2 separate regions of the Homo sapiens genome follow, and region 2 is linked to region 1. A link is a loop called in an ENCODE intact Hi-C map of the cell type or tissue named here. Cell type or tissue: OCI-LY7. All regions are shown on one strand. Links, peaks and the distances in the headings refer to the core of each region. The heading gives the core; the rest is flanking DNA. Region 1 overlaps SLC41A1 (solute carrier family 41 member 1). Region 2 overlaps SLC45A3 (solute carrier family 45 member 3).

What was found. A loop is a pair of places that touch in the nucleus more often than their neighbours do. Peaks named below come from ENCODE experiments on the same cell type or tissue, not always from the same donor. Only the 100,000 strongest peaks of a DNase experiment are listed, where the experiment ranks them.
Region 2: a loop joins it to region 1, with 6 times the contacts of the local background. A loop is called at or near these places in 14 of 110 quality-filtered maps.

Annotation. Positions count from the first base shown.
Region 1 is chr1:205,789,548-205,794,835 of GRCh38, forward strand. SLC41A1 (solute carrier family 41 member 1) reads right to left here. Exons shown (of 11, transcript NM_173854.6): 11 at 1-2,171. The coding sequence ends at 1,986. Among named protein-coding and RNA genes, the nearest start is that of RAB29, 17 kb to the left of the region's middle. RefSeq lists an enhancer at 2,085-2,144. In OCI-LY7, for the core only: CTCF peaks have their summits at 2,219 (motif pointing right) and 2,425; a DNase peak (open chromatin) is centred at 2,224.
Region 2 is chr1:205,654,560-205,660,030 of GRCh38, forward strand. It overlaps SLC45A3 (solute carrier family 45 member 3), which reads right to left. Exons shown (of 5, transcript NM_033102.3): 5 at 3,292-5,112. The coding sequence ends at 4,675. Among named protein-coding and RNA genes, the nearest start is that of SLC45A3, 23 kb to the right of the region's middle. In OCI-LY7, for the core only: CTCF peaks have their summits at 3,191 (motif pointing left), 3,403, 4,510 and 4,726; DNase peaks (open chromatin) are centred at 3,172 and 4,552.

The DNA of each region.
Region 1 (5,288 bases), core at 289-5,288:
GTGTAAGTATTTTTTGAGGTGGAGGAAAAGATGAAAAAAGTCCAGAGGGAGGAGGAAAAACAAGCCCAGGCTGGTGTTAATGAATTCTGTTGGACACAACTCCAACTAGAAAACCTCTAAAATTCCTTCCAATTCTACGGTTCTATGATTCCAGAAGGAGGCCTGGAGGTCTGGGTAGAAATGGAGGGAGAGAAAATATGGTCTCTGGAGGTCTAGGGCAGGTTCCTGGGATAAGGTGCAGTGTTGGTAGAAACAGGATCATTGCCTAAGCCTTCCCTTGGAGGTGGGCCCTTGAGGCTACAGATGGAAGGGTTTCTGTAGAAGCTTCTGAGAGAGAAGTTAGAAAAAGCCTACATCCAAATCCCCAGATCTGTACACGTGTGACTGCGGATGGAGGCTCCAGTTTTCTCCCAATTTTGTGCTAGGCAGAGAAAAGTAGAAACAACCAGATGATGTCCACCCTGCTAGTTCTAAATCCTCTTTTGGGTGCTTGGTAAGGAGAGGTGGAGGGAAGGGAATGTGAGGAAGGGTCGTTTAGGGAAATAAATACTGGTTGAGCAATGGGGCGGTGGCTCTAGCTGTGGTCAGCACTGCACAGAGTAGGGGTCTGGAAAGGAGAAAGAGGCAGAAGAATCTGGCTTGAAGTAGATGCAAATACTTACAACGAGGAAACTTTCTCTGCCAGATTCAAAGGGGCACATGGCCTTTGTAACCTGGAGAATGAGGTGAGGTTAGAGCTGTGTTTCCCTTACCACTGGCTTATCAGTGCCTGGCACAGTACCTAACACATAGTAGGCACTCAATAAATATTGCTCAAAGAATGTTTCAGACCATGCTTGTCTGCAGGAGAGCTCATCTTGCGGAGGCTGCATATTTGCTAAATGAACGAATAAATGATTGGTGAATGTTTGTGGGTAGAAGCCAAGAAAGAGGAAAACTGACCTCTATGGCATGACAGAACGAGTAATTTTAGGAAGTGACAGGGTCCAAGGTGACCAAGTGATTATGTCCTCAGGAGAAATGGCAGCAATGAGACACCTGTGGTTGTCCTCAACCTCCAAACCATTCTCCACATACCCATGACCTGACCCTAATCTCAAAACCCAACCTGGCAAGCTCTGGGGAAGGTAGTGCTTAGAGACAATTTGAGATGAAGGTTGAAGAGAGACAAAGAATCTGGGCCCAGGGAGACAAAGTCATTTGGGCCCAGGGAGAATGTGGATTTTGGGGAACCAATAGGTGGACATGGGTCAACAGGGAGAAGAGTGCACTGTTCCATTTTTTCCTGGATATGACAATCAACTGGAAATGATCAGAGGGAGGGGTTGTTGATGTTGACCAGGCCATTGAACAAGAGGCATGTGCACAAATTGAAAAGTCAGTCCACCTTACTCTTTCTGCGAGTGGGAACGCTTAGGTCCAGAGGGCAAGAGAACAGAACTGGGATCACAGGGGCCTGGAGCAGGTGTCTCCTGTCCAGAGCTTTGAAGTTGGTCCACTTCTACAAAAGTATGTCTGTGTTTGGGAGTGTTACTTATTCTTCTGTCCCTCTGTTCAACCAAAACCAAAAATAAAACAAAACAGATAAAAAGAAAACAAAACCAAAAATCCAGAGCCCACTTACAAAGGGTTTCTCATTAGGGCCAAGACAGGTTGCTAAAGCCAAACCCCATGTCCCCAGATTCCAGACAAAACTCCCCTGCTCCAGTCCACATCACCTGGAGGCACCCACCATGAAACTGCACTTGGTGATTGTCTCAAAAACCTACTTGTACTGCTTATCTCAGGCCATCTGTGTTTCCCAAATTCTTGCTATACAAACTTGGCTCAATGTATAAAAATTCCCATTGAAAATAATGAGAATTTGGTATCAAAGTGAAGTCCTAGAAAGAGGTGGGAGTGTGGGGTGGAGGAGGGACAGGGGAACAAAAGAAAAATTTCAAATAGAAAGTGCAGAGGGATGGGGAAAATGTTGAGTGACCAAGCTAGTCCCCGACATCCGTGTCTCGGTCCCCTATGAGCCAGAGAACATGGAAGCTGAGTGCTAGGAGCCCAGTGCCAAGCAGGTCCCCCAGAGCAGTCAAGTATGGGATGGAGAAGTTGTCCGGGTCCAGGCCCCGGCCCCACATCCAGTGCACCATCCAGTCTGCGATGTACAGGAGAATCAGCACCTGGGGAGACAAAAGGGCCCAGCCTATAGCCATCCTCTCTCTCCAGGGGGAGCCAGAGGCCACATGATCAGACCCATTCAGTGCATCACAGGGCTTGGCTGGCCATAATCCTTACTTTTTAATCTTCCTCTTTCCACCCCAGCAACCTCTCTGTGTTTCTCCACCCCACAATTACCACTTTGAGCAGACAACAGGCACAATAAGAGCTCTTTAGAAAGGAAGATGCTGCTACGACCCAGGGTCACCCACATCAGCATTATATTCTGCTCCCAAGTTTACCAAACAAGGAGCTTCCTGACCTAAATCCTACTTGTTGCAGAAACTCAGCCCTCTTGCCTCTAACTCTGGGTCACCTCATTCTGGGGTCACTCCAATTCCTGCCATGTTGGCCTTTCCAGGAGCATGGCAGGGGGCTGGCTGCTGGAGTCAGCTTTTCCTAAAGGGATGTCTTCTCTCGGCAGAGTGGTATAAGGATAGTGTTTGAAGCTGCTGCTGGCGGTTGTCTTAAGTAACAGATGATCATCCCAAGCTGGCTTCCTCCTGACCCTTTTCATTCTGTTGTTGTGGCTTTTCATTCCATTCTTTTCCATTGTTTGGGCTCAAAGAATGCAAGTTTATTTTAACATTAGTCCTAATAAAGTTGAATTGTGAATAAGTCACCTCAATATTAATATAAAGCAGACAATGCATACCAATTCAAAATACATTTGACATGATCTGTGGCTTTGATTTTATCTGTGTTCTTGCTTACCTTCTATTAATACAGATAATTAAGAATGACTCAGATCAGAATCTCGCTAGTGGGCCCAGGACCAGCAGCATCAACAACAGCTGGGTGCTTGTTAGAAATGCAAAATCTCTGGACCTCTTGAGTCAGAGTCCGCATTTAACAAGATTTACATGCGCTTTTAAGTTGGCGATGCCCTTGATCTAGAATACCACGGTGGGGCAGGCCTGAATCTCCTAGAATCTGCACAGTGCCTGACATTTGGGCTCCCTAAATGACTGCATCTGCGTGAGAATGAAACAGATTCTGACGGTCAAGCTCTAATACAGTCAGTCATCTGGGAGGTTTTACCCTTGACTATACTTTGTAAATACTGTGGTATGAAAATTCTGCCCTAAGGGATCCAGATGCGGGAACCACAGCCCTTAAGGGATCCAGAAGCCAGAACTGATACCTATTTTTAGGCAATCTTGGTTGCTCTCCTGTCCTCTCTCTTTTTTTTTTTTTAAATTTTAGGCTCTGCCTGAGAGAATCCTGCCCTCTCTCCAAGGAAGCCAGAGATGACTCTTCACATTCTCCCTTGCTCTGCACACAGCTGTCTTGTGCTACCACGGCCTTGGCTCCCCTACCTTCCATAACTTCACACCCTTTCCAGCAGCTGCAGAAGGGTCCCAAATAAAGAGCATGGCCAGGAGGCCTTTGGGACATGCCCTAGGAAGGGAATGGTAGCAGCTGTCCTCACATTCCAGCTTCTTGAGCAGGCCCCAGGACACACAGCTGGGAGGAGGTGGCAAAGGGATCAATAAGAGCCTTTACAGGGGATCAAGTGTCACGCTCTGGCCCTCCACAGATCTAGAGAGGACAGCAGAGGCAAGAATGTCTCCAGGGTATTCATCATGGGTGATGGCACTGAGGCTCATCCTTTCCAATTCAGGCCAAGGGATGAGCTGAAAACCTCCACCACAGACCCCTGGCATATCCACCCCCATCTTCCCACCACGTGCTGCACTGGAACCCACTAGCAATGGAATGTGGCAGCTTGGCTAACTGCTGCAGGGCAACAGCATATGGCTGATTCTCAGCCCCGCCCCTGCCAAGATGTCCGAACACAACCTTTCTAAAGCTGGGGGTGAGGGGGCTGGAGGGATAGGTGTTAATCAATACAGGACTGGCGAAATAAAATTATGGTCTGTGTATCACAGAATATGATGGAGCTGTAAGAAAATCAGGGTGTTGTTCTCTTTATGTATTGATATGGAATGATCTCAAAGATAAACTTAAATGAAAAATGCAGGGTGCAGACAGTGTGTACAGTATACTACATGTGTGTAAAAAAGAGGAAGGAAATAAGAAAAATATATGTTTACTTTTATAAATATAGAATAGGTTTGAAGGACACACAAGAAAGGGATAATACTGATGGTCTGTGAAGGAGAGAAACAGATGGCTGTGAAGAAGAGGACAGAAAAGAAGACTTTTCACTGAGGTTTCTCTATGAACCTTAAAACATTTTTGAACTATGTGACTATTCAAAAATCAAACCTATAAAAATTTAAAATGTAATAATAAGGGTGGATCTAGCTGTAAAGGGATAGCATAAGGGAGCCTTGTGGTGATGAAACAGTTTTCTGTATTTTGGTTATAGTGGTGGTCACACAAATCTCCACTTGTGATAAAAACTGCATAGAACGAACACACACGCACACACACACACGAGTGCATGTAAAACTGGTTCAATCTGAATAAGCACTGCAGATTGCATCAATGCTAATTTCCTGATTTTGATACTGTCCTAAAGTTATGCAAAATGTTATTTTCCCATGGAGGGAAATTGGGTAATGGTATATGGGATTTCTGAACCTTTTTTTTGAGAACTTCTTACAAATCTGTAATGATTTCAAAATAAAAAGCTTTTACAATGTAATAATACAAGAAGGGAGAAAGTGTCATGGTATTATGGAATGGCAAGGCTACACAGGATCCGACAGATTATCTAGTGCAGTGGTTTTGACAGTTTTTCAAGCTATGGGATGCTTTATGCAAATGAATTTCTTGAGAAAGCTCAACATGCAAAACAGAGCCATGTGGAGCTCTGTGGCCAGTGGGGTTGGCATGCAAACCCCACAGGCTCAGCATCCTACAACCACCTGCATGAAAACTACCACCCCTGGTCCATTCCTCTCAATTTACAACTGTATCGCTGAGGATCAGGGTAGTAAAAGAACAGGGTCAAAGTCACACACCATGTTGGTGACTCTACTGGAACTACCATCTGTTCTCCTGCACCCTTGTCTGGTGTTTATCAGCTGCCCTGACACAGAGAAAGAGGAGGTTGAGTGTCTAAGAGGCCAAGTCTGGCCTCCTCTCCCATCCCTGCAGGGCATCCTGGC
Region 2 (5,471 bases), core at 240-5,239, 140 kb before region 1:
CCTGCAAAATATATATATTTTTGAGATGGAGTTTTGCTCTTGTCACCCAGGCTGGAGTCCAGTGACACGATCTCAGCTCACTGCAACCTCCACCTTCCGGGTTCAAGTGATTCTCCTGCCTCAGCCTCCCAAGTAGCTGGGATTACAGGCATGCGCCACCACGTCCAGGTAATTTTTGTACTTTTAGTAGAGATGGGGTTTCTCCATGTTGCTCAGGCTGGTCTCAAACTCCTGACCTCAGGTGATCCACTCGCCTCAGCCTCCCAAAGTGCTGGGATCACAGGCATGAGCCACCGTGCCCAGCCACCCTGCAATATTTAATTTGACTTGGAACATCAGTATTAACTTACTTTTTGTTGTTTCTGAAAGATAAACATCTCCTAGCTATGCCCACTGAAAAGACCTAAAAAAAAAAAAAAAAAAAAAAAGGCCAACCTAGTAGCAACCCTGTACTCAGATTGTGGTCCCTGACATGCACCAGAGATTGAGAAATGGCCAAGTCCATGTCTGGGGCAGGAAATGGACAAGATGAACTTGAGCTATCTTGTGCCTAAAATCAAGGAAACATCAAAGGCTACTGGAGTGGTCAAAAGAACACAGGAAACATCCGGAAGGAGGTCCCAGATGGACAGCTTGAGCCTCAACAATACCAACTGCAATGGATTGAAACACAAATGCATGAAATCCACAAGTTTGTAATGATAATTAATTTAAAACAATAACCTCACTGATCACCTTTGGTAGCTGTTAGAGCATCATCTGATTACTCCAAAAATTGGTAAGTGATGGGATAGTATCAAGCATTTATCATAGTTTTCCCATACAAACCATATTTTAGCATAATCAAATAATGAATGAGGAAAACATTTTCTTTATGGAAGACTCATACCGAATAAGTAATTAAGGAGTGATAGAACTAGAAAATCATAAATTTGCATATCTAATGCAATAGAATCTAGGCAATGATCATCAATGGTTTAGGAGAAGGGTTAATGAGACACTTTATAATGGCCAACATGGGCAACATCTCTACAAAGATAAAAACTAGCTGGTGTGGTGGTACACACCGTAGTCCTAGCTACTTGGGAGGCTGAGGCAAGAGTATTGTTTGAGCTCAGGAGGTGGAGGCTGTAGTGAACTATGATTGCACCACTGCACTCAGCCGGGGTGACAGAGTGAGACCCCGTCTCCAAAAAAACCCACAAACCGTATAATGGATGGGTCAGTCTGACATCACCTGAACCCACTGAAAGTGGAACAGTGAGGCATGATGTGCCACATGAGATGATGCCATCTCCACAGCTCCGCTTATGAAATAGTCCTGTCAAAAAATAAATAAAAATCTGGCTGGGCACGGTGGCTCACACCTGTAATCCCAGCACTTGGGGAGCCCAAAGCGGGTGATCACCTGAGGTCAGGAATTCCAGACCAGCCTGGCTAACATGGTTAACCCCGTCTGTACCAAAAAATACAAAAAATTATCTGGGCATAGTGGTGCGTGCCTGTAAATCCCAGCTACTCGGGAGGATGAGGCACAAGAATTTGCTTGAACCTGGGAGGCGGAGGTTACAGTGAGCTGACATCATGCCACTGCACTCCAGCCTGGGCAACAGAGCGAGACTCCGTCTCAAAAATAAATAAATAAATAAATAAATAAATAAATAAATAAATAAATAAATAAATAAATCTATCTAAATTTATTCAAGCCTCCTAGCTCTTATTAGCTTACAGGGGAAAAAAAAAGAGGACAAAGAGGAGTATCTTTTTATTTTTTGTGGAGATGGGGTTTCACCACATTGCCCAGGCTGGTCTCAAACTCTTGGGCTTGAGTGATCTGCCTGGCTCAGCCTCCCATAGTGCTGGGACCACAGACGTGAGTCATCTGTGCCTGGCTCAAGAGGAGCATCTTAAACACCACTCTGAGGATACGGTCAGCCAAATATAGAATGGGGGCAATTCTGTAGGAAAAATTATTGTTCATCAATAAGTAGCACTGAAAGAATAGAGGAGCTGTTAGAGATTAAGAGAAACCTGAGACACACAGCAACTAAATACAATTTGTTTATCTCAGTTGATTCCTGATTCAAACCAACCAAAGAATTTTTGAGGCAATTGGAGAAAACTGTCCATGGACTGGATAATTGATAAGGAATTATTGTATACTTTGTGGGATATCATGGTATTGTGATCAAGTTGTTAAAAATTCAGTCCTATTTCTTAGAGACACATACAGAAGTATATACAGGTGAAACTAAATTGTCTGGCACCAGCTTTAAAAATACCCTAGGGGATGGGGGAAAGGGAAAGATGAAACAAAGCAGCAGAATGTTAATAACTGTTGCAGCTTGGTTCTTTATATCTGGCTCCCTACTTGTGTATATTTGAAATTTTCCGTAACAAAAAAGTTAAATGTAGAACATTTTTTTAAAATAGGTAAAACAAGCCCTTGCACAGGTTATTAACGGAACTGAACTCTTGGGAATTTAAGGAACTGGAAGGCCAGTCGAGGTTGGAGGCATCGGGGAGATGGCAGGGCAGGGAAGACTCTGAGTTTGACCGGACCTGGCACGAGGGTGGAGGAGAGGGGAAGGGGCATGAACCAAGGCACAGTGGGGTCAAAAGCCTCATCGTGCACATGCCAAGTGCATTCCCTATTCCCATGCTGTGGGTGATGGGTGCTTGTTCCATCTCCTGGCCACACTATGGGTTTTTTTTTTTTTTTTCATTTTTTGAGATGGAGTTTCACTCTTGTCACCCAGGATGGAGTGCAATGGCACGATCTCGGCTCACTGCAACCTCCACCTCCTGGATTCAAGCGATTCTCCTGCCTCAGCCTCCCGAGTAGCTGGGATTACAGGCACGCACCACCACACCTGGCTAATTTTTTATATTTTTAGTAGAGACAGGGTTTCATCATGTTGGCCAGGCTGGTCTCGGAACTCCTGACCTCAAGTGATCCACCTGCCTCAGCCTCCCAAAGTGCTGGGATTACAGGCGTGAGTCATCATGCCCATCCCTACTCAGGGGTCTTTTAGAAGGAAAATGCCACCATTGCCCCACACTTCAGACTCTTTCTGACCCCCTCTCCCCAACTCCGAAACCCCCCAGTCCAAGGTGCAGCACAACCCCCCACAATTGGCAATTGACACAAAGAGTGCTGGTCTATGCCTCCACCTGCTGGTGGCCACTGGGAAGTGAAGCTGTCAAAAGCCAAAGGGCTCCCTGAACTGAGAGTTAAGAATGTTGTAGAAAGATCAGGTCTTTCCCCCTCCTAAAAGAAACACATGCCAATAAACATATAAGAAAGCCTTTAATTTTGTCACCATAAACATTATACTCTGATTGCTCACTTACAGTATAAAATATTCACCCCGCTAAATAAATAAGACGACATTATTGCAAACGGCACTTAAACCCCCCCTGAGAGATAAGACCTCCCTTAGCTCAGGCAGGGGGTGCTCCTGAGTTTCTGTGTGAGATTCCCCAAGCACAGATATACTCTGGGGGCTGAGATGGACAAAGGCTTGGGAAACCGCACTTTGTGCTTCTGGTCCTGCAGTAGCTCCAAACAGGGTTGTGGAGCTGGTGGGGAAAGTTGGGGGTAGGGGAAAGTTGGGGGTAGGGGAAATTTTGGGCAGTGCCTTCATCAGCCCAGTCCTAGAGAGAGTAGAGGGGAGTGGAAGTGGGGGGAACCAGGCTGGGCCAAGAGAAGAGGGGTGGTTAGGGAAGCCGTTGAGACCTGAAGCCCCACCCTCTACCTTCCTTCAACACCCTAACCTTGGGTAACAGCATTTGGAATTATCATTTGGGATGAGTAGAATTTCCAAGGTCCTGGGTTAGGCATTTTGGGGGGCCAGACCCCAGGAGAAGAAGATTCTGGCAATGATCAGCCCAATGACCAGCTATCTCAGGGGACCTGATTGTTGGGGATCCCCCACCCTACCCAAATATTAGACACCAACACAGAAAAGCTAGCAATGGATTCCCTTCTACTTTGTTAAATAAATAAGTTAAATATTTAAATGCCTGTGTCTCTGTGATGGCAACAGAAGGACCAACAGGCCACATCCTGATAAAAGGTAAGAGGGGGGTGGATCAGCAAAAAGACAGTGCTGTGGGCTGAGGGGACCTGGTTCTTGTGTGTTGCCCCTCAGGACTCTTCCCCTACAAATAACTTTCATATGTTCAAATCCCATGGAGGAGTGTTTCATCCTAGAAACTCCCATGCAAGAGCTACATTAAACGAAGCTGCAGGTTAAGGGGCTTAGAGATGGGAAACCAGGTGACTGAGTTTATTCAGCTCCCAAAAACCCTTCTCTAGGTGTGTCTCAACTAGGAGGCTAGCTGTTAACCCTGAGCCTGGGTAATCCACCTGCAGAGTCCCCGCATTCCAGTGCATGGAGCCCTTCTGGCCTCCCTGTATAAGTCCAGACTGAAACCCCCTTGGAAGGCCTCCAGTCAGGCAGCCCTAGAGACTGGGGAGAGAGGAGAGGGACGCCCCAGCCCCCAGCTGTGCAGCTACGCACCTCAGCAGCACAGGGTGGCAGCAGAGAGCCACATTACTTTGGCAGCAACAGAAACTGGCGGCCAGCCCGGCAGCCCCATGGGGCTAACAGGAGCGGGGAGCTGGGACCCAGTGAGGCAGGCCCTCCACCCCAATGTGCTGGAAGTTTTCTACGCTGAGTATTTGGCCAAGTCGCTCTTGTCAAATACTACCTGTGTAGCAAAGTAAATGGCGACCAGACCCAGGCCTGCGGCAGACACCATATAGGCAGTGACAGACTGGCTGAGCTGGACAATGGAGCCCATAAACAGGGATGGGGCCACCTGGGACAGCAGGAAGGCACTATCCAGGATGGCGAGGTCCAGGCAGATGCCCCGGCCCGGAACCACCCTGGCCTCGGTGGGCTCACCCACCACCACACGTACGGAGACATCACAGGCAGAGGCCCCGCAGAGCGCGGGTGGAGGTGGGAGCAGGCCACTGCCTCCAGCACCCACGTGTCCATTAGGGAAGGGAGCTCCAGGCTTAGGGCCTGGCAGGAAGCTGGTCATCAGGCTGTCCTCACTGCTAGCACCTCCAGTGTCCCCTCGGTATTTGGGCAGGAACACCTAAGGCAGAGGGGTGAAGAAAAGGGGAAGAGGACAGGTGTGTACCCAGCACTGGCACCACCCCAGCTGTGAGAACAGACCCTTGCCTCCATCCCAGGGGCAATGGGACTTCATGAGAATCAGGAGCAGGAGAGAAGATGGAGACCCTACTTGGTCCAAGTCTAACCAGGACCCTTCCTCAGGAGTGGGAGAAGGGTAACGGGGTAGGGCGGGGACAAATGTGAACCCAGAAGTCTAGGTCTCCTCTAGCCTCTTAGAACAGGTAAGAGGCAGACAAACTCAATATCACAGATCAGAGAGAACAGAGCTCCAAGGTAAGGAAAAGACACAGGGGGAATGAAGACGGTGGTAAGAGATGC